Linked DNA regions of Mus musculus: region 2 is linked to region 1. The links are chromatin loops, found by intact Hi-C in ENCODE. Cell type or tissue: gastrocnemius. All regions are shown on one strand. Each heading gives the region's core, and the rest is flanking DNA. Links, peaks and the distances in the headings are about the cores only.

Region 1 (7,520 bases), core at 3,148-5,647:
TGTGCCCTGATATTTTCCCTCTTGAAGGAAGAAACTATTTTAGTGGAACCCACAGTTAATAGACTTTTAATTGTAAAAAGACTTTGAATTTTAAAAGAGGTGGATATTTTAAAGAGATTGAAATTTTAAAAATATGTAAAGACAGTGGGATGTTTAAAGTTATTTAGATCTTGGGGATGAATAAGAATGTAAGGGTTGAGGCTTACTAGTGATGTGTTTGTGTGTCAAGTTGACAAGGGGTCAACTATACTGGCTGGTTTTGTGTCAACTTGACACAGCTGGAGTTATCACAGAGAAAGCTTCAGTTGAGGAAATGCCTCCATGAGATCCAACTGTAAGGCATTTTCTCAAATAGTGATCAAGGGGGAAAGGCCCCTTGTGGGTGGGACCACCTCTGGGCTGGTAGTCATGGTACTATAAGAGCAGGCTGAGCAAGCCAGGGGAAGCAAGCCAGTAAGGTACGTCCCTCCATGGCCTCTGCATCAGCTCCTGCTTCCTGACCTGCTTGAGTTCCAGTCCTGACTTCCTTGGTGATGAACAGCAGTATGGAATTGTAAGCTGAATAAACCCTTTCCTCCCCAACTTGCTTCTTAGTCATGATGTTTGTGCAGGAATAGAAACCCTGACTAAGACAAAGAAATTGATCCTTTTGTTGTACTCTCTGCCAGAAATGCTACATAAGTAACTGTCATAGTATACTATTTTAGGGAACAATGATAAAAAAACTGTAGATTCACAAGGGTAGTTTTTCCTTGCTCTAATGTATCTTCAGTTTGTCTTTGTCAGATCTGAAGACTGGAGACAAGGACATACAGGGCAAACAATATTTGGGCAATCACAGAGGCAAAGATCAGCTCAAGAGGTATTTGCTTTCAAATCTTTTATTTTAGGCTCAAAATCATTAAACAAGTTGGGTTTTTTTTAGGTTTACTTATTTCATCTTCTGTGTATGTGTATCTTACCTGCATGTATGTATATGCATATCATGCATGTGTGTCTGGTGCCAGGAGGTCAGAAGCATTGATTGGATCCCCTCAAACAAGTTATGAATGGTTATGAACCACCATTGTGGGTGCTGGGAATCAAACTAGGTCCTCTGCAAGCGCTCTTAACTGCTGAGCTTCCTCCCCAGCCCATCACTATATATTTAAAAGACAACTTCACTGCCTAACTACTTCCCACTTTCTTCCCATTAATAACAACTTCCCATCTGTCTCACAGTGAACAGCACCAGGCAGGAAAAGTAGCATCAAGAAAGGAGCTTTATCTTAGTTAAAACATAGAAGAATTCTTACTTTCCTCTCAAAAGAAACTATGTTGCAAGCAAAGGGAAAGAACTACTGCTATCTGACTAAAACAAAAATACTTAACAGACCTCATAGACATGATTCTAGATAGCAATCACTATCTCCACAGATGACAACCACACAACTGAAATATTAAGGCATTTTTCAGCTTAGAAGTATAAGAAATATCATAAAACCTAGTTATTATTTCTTTTTCTCCATTTTTAGGATTTTCAGACTAGCAAACACCAGGAAGCTCCTATAATGAAATGCAGCAAAAGCCCAGTACAATGGAGATGCTTGTGCTGCGAGTTAGTCGGTTAGCACCCTCTGTAGCTCAAGCACAAGGAGAACAAACAGCAGGCTACTCTACTCTCACAAAGGGGGCAGCCCATGTACCAACAGCAGAAAGAGCCTAGCCTCCAACCGTCCTGCCACAGACTACATTCATCTTCAATTCCTCAACTCAAGAGTCCTCTCACTTTAGCCTCTTGAGTAGCTGGAACTAAGTAACCACTCCTGGATTTCCTTCGTTGTTTTCTTTCATATGTTATGTAAATAATGCCTTGTTCTCTAAAGGCCTTCTGTGAACACTGGCATTTTTTTCCCCTCGACTAAGTCTGCTCGCAGATCTCACCTATCCTGTACTGACAGTGCTAGATAAGGTCCCGATGAGGCCCCATCAGAATTCACTCCTGCTGGTACCAGAAACCCCAACCTCTATTCTCCAGGACCACCTAGCCCACTGTCTAGAGTACCTCATCTGGCTGGCCTAGCAAACTGCAACTAGGACACTGTAACAGTCAAACCACCAATGCCAGAACCTCTCAAGTCTAGCACTAACTTCATCCATCCTTCAAAATTCAGTGGCACGTGGTTTCCTCAGCAAAACGGAGACTTTAAACACCAAAAAAACCTTAACTAAGTACTGTTAATGGCAACAATCATGTGAGCTTTAATCTCAAATTTCCATATCCCTTCTCTTTACTCTTTCCAATGGCCTTCTGAGACAGGTAGTGTCTGTTCACGTCTCTCATAAAAACTCACACTCACAAAGAAATTGGCAAGGGAAAAAGACCACAATCTGCAAATAAGCCATCCTTCAAAGAAAGTAACAGTGATGGACTAAGAACAAAACAGGCGACACCCTCTCATGTAAAAGGTTCTGAAATGAAGACACATCATCAACATCCTACACACACACACACACACACACACACACACACACACACACACGCTAGGCAAACATTCCACTACTTAACTTACACCACTGGGCTCCAAAATGATTTATCCGTCTGAGTTACACAAAAATTTTATTTTTATAAAATAAGCAATTCATCGGTGCAGACACGAAACAGGTAATCCCATGGAGGAATATTAACATTCAAAGACAACTCCCGTCTCCCCTGGCCTGTCACGTCTATCGGTAGCAATTCTAAGTCTAACATGGTAAACCAAGAACACTTACTTACCGATGACATTATGTTTGGAGCTGAAGGGATCTACAATTGTTTGGTCTCGGTAACTTCGGAAGCCCTGGATGATCACCTATTAAAGAAGAGACAACCCTTGAGAACACAGAAAGCACTTCTAGGGCAACATTCTTTCCTTCTCCGTCTCTTGCTTCTCACGCAAGGCAAGACAGAAACGGTCCACTCGGCGGAGACCATTGCGATCGGGAGCAAGCAAGTTAAAGATTCGCTAAACCCCTTCCGACATGGCCTGCAACCCTTGCTGGTGCAGGGCTGCTCTGGGAGAAGCTCTCCAAACCCAGCGGCTTCGACCCCGAGCTCTGCACGACAGTAAAGGTCCAGACAGCAGGCAGGCGAGCGGGCGGGCGAGCGAGCTGGTCGCAGCTTGCCAGCCTGCGAGCCCAGTGAGAGGGCATCCTTCAGTCAAACCACTGGCCAGCCCCAATGAGTCCATTGAGAAAAAGAAATAAGATAATAAAAATTAAGTGAAAAGGGGATAGATAGGATCGCAACGCTCCGAGCCTGACCCGTCCAATAGAAAAACGTCGCCCAGCGCGTGTCCCGGGGGCTCGGCGCTCGCGCGCGGGAAGAGCATTTTGACAGAAGTAAACAACCGAGTGAGCAGGCGCGACGCGACCTGCTGCGAGGGTCCGCCCTGCTGGGGCAAAGCCTGAGGCAAGGCGGAGAGAGCCTGCAGCCCAGCCCGGGGCCTCGCGAAGGCGGTCCATGCACCGCCATGCCTGCCTGCAGAACGACGCGGCCTCCCAGCAGCTCGCAGCAGCCCGCGGCGCCCGAGGAAGCCGGGCCTCCGCCTGCAGCCCGCCGCGCCCGGTCCCGCTCGGCTCCGCTCGGCTCCACGCACCGCGCCCCGGGGGAAAGCGCCGACTGCAGCCCGGCGCTCGGCTCGTCAGGGCCCCGCTCCTCCCCGCCCCCCCAAGCCCAGGCCGGCCCTAACCCACCCGCGGCGCGCTCCGGGACACCCCGCCGCCTCTCACGGCCCTTACCTGCTTGATGTACATGGCTCCGCGCCCCTCGGCAGGGGGAAGGCGTCGCCTCAGCACCGCAGCAGCGCGGCCGCAGGCTCGGAAGACGAGCAAGACAGCCCCCTCCTCACAGCGCTCCGCTCGCTCCCGCTCGCTCCCCCTGTGGCCAAACAAAATGGCGGCGGCCGCGGAGGCGGGGCCCGCGCGTCGGGCGGAACCACGATGGAAGCGATGCGGATCGCAGGGGGAGTCTGGGCCGGTTCCACTCTGTCGCGTAGGAAAGGCCCCTCTCCCGCGGCCCTCTTAGACGGACCTGATCTGAGAAAAGGATTTTCTTATCCTCTTGTTTTGCTGAGAATCACTTGGGAGTCCGACTCGGAGGAGCCCCGCTCCAGAGGCCGGCAGGAACTACCTCCGGACGCACGGACTATGGTCGCGCCCGTGAGGGGCGGGGCCTGCTCGGCGCCAAAGCCTGGAGTGAGACGAGCGGAGCCAATCGCCGAGCGCGCCGGAGGTCACGTGGTCGCCGGGCCGCTTAAAAAGGACGTGGCCTGTCAGCCTAGCGCCCGACTTGAATGTAGGTCTCATTGTGACTGCCTGGGGTTCTGAGCTCAGAACCTCCGCGCTTCCATTATTCTCTTTATTAGCTCAGAGCGCCTCCTGCTGGTTCCGAGCCTCCTGACGGCTCTGAGAGAACTGGAGGACGCTAGGACATTTGAAGGGATTGATTTAGGGAGGTTGTCTTTAGTTTTCCAAGCCCCGATTTCACCTTGTAGCTAAGGATGACTTTAAACTCCTTATAGAAAGACCTGTACAATTGCCACAAATAAATTTCTTGAAATAGGTAAATTAAAAAAAAAAGAAAAAAGAAAAAAAAAAAAAAAAAGGAGCCGGGGTGGTGGTGCACGCCTTTAATCCCAGCACTCGGGAGGCAGAGGCAGGCGGATTTCTGAGTTCGAGGCCAGCCTGGTCTACAAAGTGAGTTCCAGGACAGCCAGGGCTACACAGAGAAACCCTGTCTCGAAAAGAAAGTAAGAGAGAGAAAGAAAAGAAATAGGTAGGTACTAGGGTCAGTCCCTAAATGTATAGGATTTTTTTTAGCCCTGGCTTTCCTAGAATTCGCTCTGTAGACCAGGCAGGCCTCAAACTCAGGATCTGCCTGCCTCTGCCTCCCCAGTGCTGGGATTAAAGGCTTATGCCATCACTGCCCGGCTAAATGTATACAATCAGTGTAGGGAGTAGAGTTCTGGGCAACTCTAAAATTGCCTACTGGGAAATAAACAAACAAACCTGGACGACCTAATAAGGTCCTGGTCACCATTCCTGCTTCCTGAGGCAGTTCTCACCCTCAACATGTCTACGAGGAAGGGCAAATCTTGTGCCCTACTGGGAATCCTTTATCTGAAACTCTGGCCAAATTCCACCCAAAGTTTGAGGGAAAAAAAAAAAAAAAAGAAAAAGTATTAAAAGAGAAAGAAAAGAAAGAAAGAAATTTAATTTAAAATTTCATTTTGGGAGTTAAGGACCTCTACCCCTGTCAGTTTGTGAGGGTTTGGGGTATATTATAAACAGAATTCTAAGCCTTCATTCAGTTCCTCAGGATGACGGCTGGGTTTGCAGTGCAGTTGGTAAAGCCCTAGTTTGTCATACAGGAGGTCTTAGACGCTTCCCCAGCACTGGGTAGCCTAGTGGCACACATCTGTGATCCCAGAACCCTGGGAAGGTGGATGCAAGATCAAAAGTTCAAATTCATCTACTGCTTAGTGGGTTTGAAGGAGACCCTATTTTTCAATAATAGTGAAGTCACCAGAACTTTTATGATGGTTTCCACTACAATGAGATTTTTACTTTCCTTCTTAGGCCTTTACACATTTTATGAACTTTATTCAGTTAGCTTGTATAATCATATAAATAGGGGAAAAAGGTTTTTTTTTTTAAATCTCTACAATATCAAATAAGTGATTTTAGACTATTGCCTTGTTTATATTTATTGTCTCTCTCCATGATAGTAAAATCTAAGAGATGAAGAATTTCATTTTGTTACTATTGCTCTCTTCAATTATTTTGCACAAAGTAACCAAATCTTATGAAGGGAAAATGCACAGAGGCCAAGTTCTTACCACAGTGCCTGGCTCTCCTGGCTTTTAACAGTTATCACAGATTACTAAGTATCAAGCGATATAAAATGAAAGTGAAATAGACGCCACAAAGAAATACTATTGAAGGGGGCTGGTGAGATGGCTCAATGGGTAAGAGCACCCGACTGCTTTTCCGAAGGTCAGAAGTTCAAATCCCAGCAACCACATGGTGGCTAACAACCACCCGTAATGAGATCCGATGCCCTCTTCTGGTGCCTGGTGCGTCTGAAGACAGCTACAGTGTACTTTACATATAATAAATAAATAAATAAATAAATAAATCTAAAAAAAAATACTATTGAAGCCGGGCGTGGTGGCGCAAGCCTTTAATCCTAGAACTCTGGAGGCAGAGGCAGGCAGATTTCTGAGTTCGAGGCCAGCCTGGTCTACAAAGTGAGTTCCAGGACAGCCAGGGCTACTGAGAAACCCTGTCTCAACACTCCCCCCCCCCACACCCCCCCCCCAAAAAAGAAAAGAAATACCATTGAGCAATAAAAAAGGATGCATTCTACAAACATGAATGAATTTCTTTTTTAAAATGCTAAGAGAAGGAAGCTGGCTACACAAGGGCTACAGAGCACATGACTGCATTCAACACCAGATAAGATGGTTGTAGGGTCTTTGAATCAAAAGGTTTAAGATAATTATACATGCCAGGCAGTGCTGGTGCATGCCTTTAACCCCAGCACTTGGGAGGCAGAGACAGGTGGATTTCTGAGTTTGAGGCCAGCCTGGTCTACAGAGTGAGTTCCAGGACAGCCAGGGCTGTACAGAGAAACCCTGTCTCGAAAAAACCTAAAAAATAAAATTAAAAAAAAAAAGAATTATACATAACATTGATAGCACTTCATAGTAGCTGAAAACTAAGGGTACAGGTAGTTTATATAGAAGGCACTCTCAGCCAGCAGAGTAATGGGGTCCAGGAGAATGAGACATTAAAGAGAGAAAAGCCAGGAACTTCAACCAAGGAGGTCCTCTGGGGTCAATCCTGGGGCACTCAGTGGAGATTGGGACAAGGTATATTGTCATATGGAAGCACAGGGCAACTTGGGAACGACCTTCAGGCCCTTGCCTTGCTTTTGAAGGTCAGCTGTGCTCGGCTGTGCAGCCTCCCTCTGCCTTAGAGAAAGAAAGAAGCAGAGAACTGAGTTGTATTGTTATAGCACAGAAAAGGTCAGCTTAGGAACTTTGAGAAGGTCATGAGACACTTGTCCCTCCGGAAGGGCGAGGCTAATTAACATTTCAACAACAGGACAGACCCTTTGCCCACCTACAGACAAGGGAAGTCCTTGTCACCTCATTCCCTAAAGACCAATCAGTTTAAAGGGTGCACTGTTCTGCCAATCATATTGTGCCTAGTTGCTGATGCTCTATTCTGCCCCTGGAAACCATATAAAAAAACTCGCTAAACAGGTCCTGGGGGCTGCCTCTCCTTTGGATCTGGGACAACCCCAGTGCACTGGAACAATAAATTCCTCTTGCTTTTTGCATCGATCCTGGCTCCACATGGTTCACTCAGGGGCTCCCCAGTAAGCTAAGGCTCCCTGGAGCACTTGAGGATGAAGTCTTCCAAATGTAAGGAGCTGTCTGCAGCTGGTTCTGCTAAGGACTTGGTTTGTAGGGGATGACTGGTTTTGTGTG
Region 2 (7,520 bases), core at 1,883-4,382, 320 kb after region 1:
GTGGGGGAAGCAGTCTACCTTTTTTTCTTTTTAAATTTATTTATTTAATGCATGTGCGTATACCATCGCTGTCTTCAGACACCAGAAGAGGGCATCAGATCCCATTACCGATGGTCGTGAGCCACCGTGTGGTTGCTGAGATTTGAACTCAGGACCTCTGGAAGAGCAGTCAGTGCTCTTAACCGTTGAGCCACCTCTCCAGCCCCTGCATTCTATCTTTTGGATTGTGTTGGGGTTTCCACCCAGCCTTGAGGAGCTTTCTGTGATGTGTGTGTTGGATGGTGGTGAAAAGGGAGGTGCCATGTCTACTTCCAGATGCCTGCAGGATCGTCACACATACACACACACACACACACACACACAGAGAGAGAGAGAGAGAGAGAGAGAGAGAGAGAGAGCTGGAAACTCTGAGGCGTCAGTGCCCATTGGATATACACATCTCTCGACTGCACATGCCAGTCAACCCGAGAAAGAACGTGGAACAACTCTCCCTTCCTTGTAGCTATTCTGGCCTAGGCCTTTATTGAGGACAATGTCAAGCCCCACTCGGCTCTCTTATCTACACTGCCATCACTAAACCTACTGACCATCTGGGAGGTAGATGCCTGCAATTAATTACTGTCCCCACATCACAGAGGAGAAACCATTAAGTTACTGGATGAATGTGGCTGCGCCAGCAGCTGGGAGCACCAAGGCCCCTGCCCATATCTGGCTCCAAAGTCTGCACTCTTAACGGTTAACGTCATCTTCCCTTAAGAAACAATGGTGACGCCCCATTCTCCCGGGCAGTCTTAGAGATGCTGTAATTTGCCTGGCTATAAGAATTACCTGAGATGCTCCTCAGCTTTCTGGTCCCCAGGCCCTCCCTTCTGAGCAGGAGCCGAGCCTCCAGGGAGGGCCTCTGTATCTGCGGTTACCTAGTAGCACGCAAGCCTGAGAAGCAAGCCAGTGAGACACTGTGCCCGATGCCCTATCAGGGTTCCTAACTCCTGGGTGGCCTGAGATTTTTGAGATTCTATTTTTAGGCAGGTCCTTCCTGAGACACTGTGTCAGACTTTCTGGCACCTTCTGACAGGCTCCAAGGCACCTGGGCTGTCTTAGGAGCCGCCCTGATGCCCCAGAGATACCTGGAGCAGGATTGGGAGGAGCCACGTAAGGGTGGGGGAGGACAGACACGTGTGCTTTCGTTTCTGGTTCCACGTCGGAGGAGTTTCAGAGATTCTGACACCCTGGGGCCCGCAGTCTGGAGGGAGCCCACGCTTGCTTGCCTGTAACCTTCTTTGCCTTAGTGAAGCAAGCCGGTGAAAAGCTACTTTGGTGATGGTTTGCTTAGGACATGGTTTTAGGGAAGAAGTGGAGACATTGTGGTCCGGTCTCCTCTGAAGTGCCCCTCCGTCCCAGACTCCTCTCAAGTGCCCCGTTGACAGTGGCAGTTTCTGCACCTCCAGTGAGGCTGTGTCAACAACTCTACCTCACCCTCACTGGAGGCTCTCCATTAATCCTCATGTAAGTTTCCTAAAGTAAGCGCCACGATTTCGCTCATTTTACAGATGAGCTAACAGGCTTAGAGAGGCAAAATTCCTCACCCTCGGCACCAGACTGACATCACTGACCGAGGCATCAGACCTTGATAAGGAGGCTAGATGTAACAAGCCACCATGCAGTCCCTCAGACCCGCAGAAAATGTCATTTCATAACCACCGTTTGGATCACTTAAGAGATTTGTGGGGGAGAGGGAGGGGTGTTTGTTTTGTTTCATCATGAAGAACAGGCTGGCTTGAACCCCGGATCCTCCTGCATCAGCCTCGTGAACGTGGGTGCACGTTTCAGATCATCTGCTTTTTTTTTTTTTTTTTTTATGCTTAAAGATGTTACTAGCTATCGATTAGGAATATTTGTCATGGTCAAAATATAAGAAATGAACTAGGTCCTTCGCATGTGCTGATTGGGTGAATCCTATGGACAACCACATAGGGTACATATGACTATTAGCTGGGTCTATAACTGAGATAGCAGCCTTAGGGGGGCTGGCTAAGTGACGATGGCTGCCATGGTTTTAAACTGCAATCTGGCTGTTCATAGTGGTCATCCTGACTCAAAACAGAGGAACACAGACGTGTGTGTGTGTGTGTGTGTGTGTGTGTGTACTCTATTTCAATAGATATGGGCTCTGTTCAGGCCCTTTTTAAAAGTCCAGGTCCTGGTGAACAACACTCAAGGTTTAGTTTATTGTTTTTTGTATGTCACAACACCAAAGACTTGGCTTGAACCTTCTAAGTTCCAGATTCCAGCTGCCACAGGCTGAGGTACGGGTCAGTCAGGTATGCCTGTTCATCTCTTCCAACTCACCCTGCTGTTAACGCACGGTCCCTTGTCTTGGAATCTACAGTCCAACATTTGCCCTTTTGCTAAACTCGGAGCCTGAGTTTGAGTCTAGGGCAGGATCCTGCAGGTGGGGCTGGTAAACGTTTTATCGCCGGGCCATTAAGTTCCGAACGTTTAGTTTACGCCAGTCACCTGTTCAAAAGCAGCTTTCCTGGCCTCACTCTGAGCGGAGAGGCAGCCCAGTACTGTTTTTAAAAGGTCACAAGGGTTCCTCATAGCATGACCCACTGACAAAGGCTACAGACCTCCCTGTTTGTGGTTAAAGTCAAAAGGCTGCTTGGTTAATCCCTCATGTTTGGGACACTCTGTGAGGGTAGAATCCCAGGGGTCTGGACCCAGTCAGTGAGTAGTCATGGAGACAGTCCTTGGAGCAGCTTGCTGGCTGTGGCCCCCCTGGTCCTGAGAAGTTCGCAGAGTTCAGTCAGCTGAAACTTCCCCCCTGTTCTGTATCTGCTCACTGGCCTTGCCTGAGCTTTGACCTGTGTGCTGTGCAGGGAGACAAGACCAGATAGGACATAACCAGACACAGTCGCTGGCTGCAAGGGGCCTGGAGTCTAGTTGAGAAGATAGATAGTTAGAAATGTCACTGAACCTGAGGTATTTGAAACCAGGGAATGAGGTCGACTAAGCACTGTTAGGGCTGGAAGCTCTGTGTGTGTGTGTGTGTGTGTGTGTGTGTGTGTGACATGAAGGTCACTGCAGGGGAACTGGGAAGTGTGGGAATAAAGAACTTGACTCTCTAGGATAGAGAAAGGACAGGCGGGTTGAGTTCATGCCACAGGCTGGCTATACTCTCCACGGGATACCTGGACTCTACTCAGGGCAAAGGGGAACCAGTGTGGGCTTGGGGGTGATGACTGGTGGGTACCACAACTCGTGAATGTGTAGTCTCTATCTCGCCATCCCTGGGATTATAAGCACACATTGCATACATGGTTAGTTTTCTTGTATATCAGTTTGGGGCATCAAGTCAGGTCCGCACACTTTCAAGACGCTTGATTGAGCTACTCCAACAACAACAAAAACAGCAACAACAACAACATCCAAAAGAACAAAACCAGGCTTTATAGCTTGGCTTTGAACTCACTCAGTGGCTTAAGCTGGCCTTGAAGTCAGGTGTCCTCCTGGGTGCTGAGATTACAGGCCTGGAATACTGTACCCATAGGAAGCACGGTTTCTACCACAGCCTGGCATGCATGTGTGCGCACTTGTGCGTGGTAAAAACTGCATACCCCATTACTTTCTGTTCTATCCAAATCATTTGTTTTAGAGCTGGTTGTAACCCACTAAATTGATTTTACTGCTCGCTAATAGTTTGATCCACCGTAAAACAAACAAACACCAACCAAACACACACACACACAAAACCAAATCAACAACACATACTGTTTGAGTGACAGATCCATGGTCCAGCCCACTTTTGTTGAGGGGCAGATTCATGGTCCAGCCCACTTTCGTTGAGTGGCAGATTCATGGTCCAGCCTACGTTTGAGTTTCCTTATGCTCACTTACATTTAATATGCAGCGTTTCTCCAAGTGCACTCCATGTACTGTCATCATTCTTCCACACAGATTGCTCTCCAGGGCAGCTCCGTGGGCAAGCACACGTGGGCAACGACACAACACGTGGTATCTGACCCGTCACAGCGTACTCAGCCTTGCCATCGTTCAAGGTCTGCGTTGATGGAGTTGACTGTACACATTTTAGCCACAGAGCCACTTTCCATTTGGGCGAGCCCCTGCTCCCTTCCTCGGGAGAACCCTGGTGTAGGAGAACAACTATCAGTCGGGGCCCTGCTGTTTCACTTCCTCCACCGTCCTGTCCATCCCTGCCCCTGCGAGCCCCTGCGAGTCCAGGAAGGTCCGCGTGTAATCGGGAGGGAGGGGAACTGGAACACACAGTGACCCTGTTTTCCTACTTCCCATATCAAGTCCCCGTGAGAGTCCTGCAGTCTTTTGGACCAGTAATTGAACCCAGGGCCTCTTGCATGGCAGGCTGGTTCACCGCTGAGTTACCTCCTCCGTTCCACCCCACCCTTTTTTTTTTTTTTTTTTTGTTTGAGTCAGGGTCTCACCAAGTTGCCTGAACTGGTTTTCAATTTGGACCACAGTGCTGTCAAGCTTTAAATGTACAATTCTCCTGCCTCTGCCTCCCAAGTAGCCATGTCAGCACGCCTGGCTGCACCTTACTTTCTCACTAGATGATGGATCTTAGATGTCACTTCCTGTTTGTACACAAAGCTTCCTTACTACTGCGGTCTCTGTGTGTGTCACGGATGCGTCATTACACGTGGGCAGCCATCTAGTGATGACTCGGGCCGTTTCCAGCGGTTCTGCTAGAGATGAGCCTGCAGTGAGTAACCATGTATCTGAGCGATTGAACGTGTGAGTGTGCATGCAACATAAATCCTTACAAGTGGAGCTGCTCGCTCTAAGCTCCGCACTTCCTTAGGGCTCGAAGGGCACTGTCCGGTGACCCTCCGAGGTCCAGCTGGAATCTCAAGAAGAGATCTTTCTTGTTTGATGTTTGATCCCAACCAGCTACACACATTGGCCCAGAACTCAGGAAGCATGGCGCACATTGCTGGACTGTCTTCAAACAGCTGTTTGATGTCATCAGTGGCTGCTGACAGAAATGGTTTCCTCCAGGGATGCCCCCCCCCCAAGGGACACATATGCTTGTGAGCGATGTATAAATGGGCTCAGAGCATGTTCTATGTAATGTGTGTGTGTGTGTGTGTGTGTGTACAGTCAAAAAAGAAAAGGTTATACTCTTAGATGGGCATGGGAGGAGTTGGTGTAGAGGGAGGGGGTAGGGTTGAATACGTGCAGGGTTTAATCTATGAAGCTCTTTAAAAAAAAACCTGTTAAATGCAAGCAAATCTTCAGCCCCAGCAACTGTTGGACTCGGCTAATTCATGTAGCCAAGTCAATTCCTTTCCCTCCTCTTTGTAAACTGGAGCATCCGAGCCCTGCAGCTCTGAGAAGTTGTCATTGTCTTTCTCAGAGGTGAATCAGGGCTTCTGTGGGCACTATTACTTTTATTTATTTATTTTTTTAAAGACTTTCTATGTAGTCCAAGTTGGCTTTGAACTCGTGGTCCTCCTGCCTCAGCTTCCCTACTGCTGAGATGGCAGGTATAACAGGTAGGTACCACTGCACCAACTTGGCCCCCTCCCCCAACTTGGCACTTTCTTGCAAACATAATGAAGCATTCTTTTCTCGCAAGACCAGCAATCACATCTCTTGGTGTTTTCTCAAGTGAACTGAATGTTTACGTCCACACCGGAGCTTGCCCATCCGTGTTCATAGCAGCTGTAGTCCTCATTGTACAAACCTGGAAGAAAACTAAGTGTCGGTAAATGAGCTGAAGAATAAACGGTTGTGTATTCAGAGACTGGAATAGCATTCAGCTCTGAAAGAAGCAAGCTATTTGGCCATGAGAAGACATGGGGGAACATGCGTTCATAGTGCTCAATGGAAGAAGCCAGTCTGAAAAGGCTCCGCCCAGTGAATCCAGCCCTGCGGCCTCCTGGGAAAGGCAGGGTTATGGAATCACTAGAAGAATCAGTGTGGTTGCTGGGGATTGGGGGGCAGAGGGGTACATGAGGCACAGGGGATTCCTCGGGCTGTGAAACTGTTGTGTTAGATATTCCAATGGTGGACACCTGACCACTACCAAAGCCCAAGGACTTTACAACACCAACCATGAGTCCCAATGTAGTCCCCAGACTTTGGACGGTGATGGTGTGTCCACATAGTCCCATCAACGATCAGAAATGGGCTGCTCTGGTTGGGACATTGGAAGCGGCAAGCTCTGCAGGAGCCATGTGGGAAGTCTTGGTGCCTTCTACTCTATTTATTTCATGGACCTTAGGCTGGCTGTGGTGGTGTACACCGATAATCTCGGTAGAGGTAGCAGGATTACAGCAAATTCAAGGCCAGCCTGGTCTACATGGTGAATGCCAGGTCAGCCTGGGCTACCTGACAGAATCTTGTCTCAAAAAATCAGAAGTAATTAAGGAATGTTTTTAATTAAAAATTTTAATAGGGTCTTAAATAAATGTGAGACATATATGTAACTTTTTGACAGCAAAGTTTGAGATATTACTCAAATTGTATGTAACTTGCTTCCTATAAGCGTACCTTCCGGTGGATTTTAGTACACTCAGAAGGCTGCACAGCCATTACCTGGTCCTAAACCATTCCCATCACCCCAAATGGAATCCCACGTCCATCAGCAGTCTCTCTACCCATGCGCTGTGCTTGCTCTGGTAGCCACACATCTTCCTGTTGTTCTAGATCTGCATCCATGTGCCAGACATCACACATGGATGCAGGGGTGGGGGGGGGGTGTTGGGGAACCCTGCCAGGCAGGACCTTACAGATGCTTACCCAAACCCTCAGATATTACCGAAGCCTCTCATGTAAAATGGGTTGAATCTGCATATAACCTACACATATCCCTGTCCCTGCGTCCTCTAATCATATCTATGTTAATTATAATGTCTCACACATTGTTGATGCTTATAATCTTAAACCTTTGTTCCTTTTTCTTTTTGGAAGCAGGGTCTGCTATATCGTCCAGAGTAGCCTCAAATTACCACCACTCCCTCCTCCACCTCCCAAGTGCTGGATTGCCCACCTAGCAGCACAAGTTTACACCTGGCAGAACAAGTTTATCCCCGTATTCACTTCCAGGGTTTTCTTGAGGTAGCTCCTTAGCTTAGAGCTTTGATCGGCTGTGTTAATTTTTCATCCGGTGCAGAGGTAGATACAGTTTCAGTCTTCGGCACCGTGGCTCTCTGTTTGCCCCAGATCTTCTGTTTGCTGAAAGATCTTCTTCTTTCCCCAGTGAACAGCCCTGGCACCCTGTTGAGAATCAATTACCCCAACCGTGAGGCTGACTTCTGGCGGCCTAGCCCAATCCGGTGGATCTGTGGATCTGTATGTCTGTCTTTCCGTCAGTTCACACGGTGCTGAGGACCGTCCCGTCTAGTAAGTTTTACATTTGGGAAATGTGTGTCCTTCTGCGTTTCTTTTCTATGTTTCTGTTTGTCTGTCTGGCTAATCTGGGTTCCTCAAATTTCCTCATTAATTTCAGGATCATTTTATAGCCGACTGCAAAGAAGTCA

Evidence for each region. A loop is a pair of places that touch in the nucleus more often than their neighbours do. Peaks named below come from ENCODE experiments on the same cell type or tissue, not always from the same donor. Only the 100,000 strongest peaks of a DNase experiment are listed, where the experiment ranks them.
Region 2: a loop joins it to region 1, with 2.1 times the contacts of the local background. A loop is called at or near these places in 2 of 42 quality-filtered maps.

What each region holds. Positions count from the first base shown.
Region 1 is chr19:53,596,797-53,604,316 of GRCm38, reverse strand. It overlaps Smc3 (structural maintenance of chromosomes 3), which reads right to left and starts at 3,921. Exons shown (of 29, transcript NM_007790.3): 1 at 3,763-3,921; 2 at 2,759-2,834. The coding sequence starts at 3,777. In gastrocnemius, for the core only: a CTCF peak has its summit at 4,403 (motif pointing left); DNase peaks (open chromatin) are centred at 3,469, 3,946 and 4,264; H3K4me3 peaks cover 1,449 bases; H3K27ac peaks cover 1,857 bases.
Region 2 is chr19:53,270,729-53,278,248 of GRCm38, reverse strand. No RefSeq gene overlaps it. Among named protein-coding and RNA genes, the nearest start is that of 1700001K23Rik, 19 kb to the right of the region's middle. In gastrocnemius, for the core only: no CTCF peak of the experiment used is centred there; no DNase peak of the experiment used is centred there; H3K4me3 peaks cover 441 bases.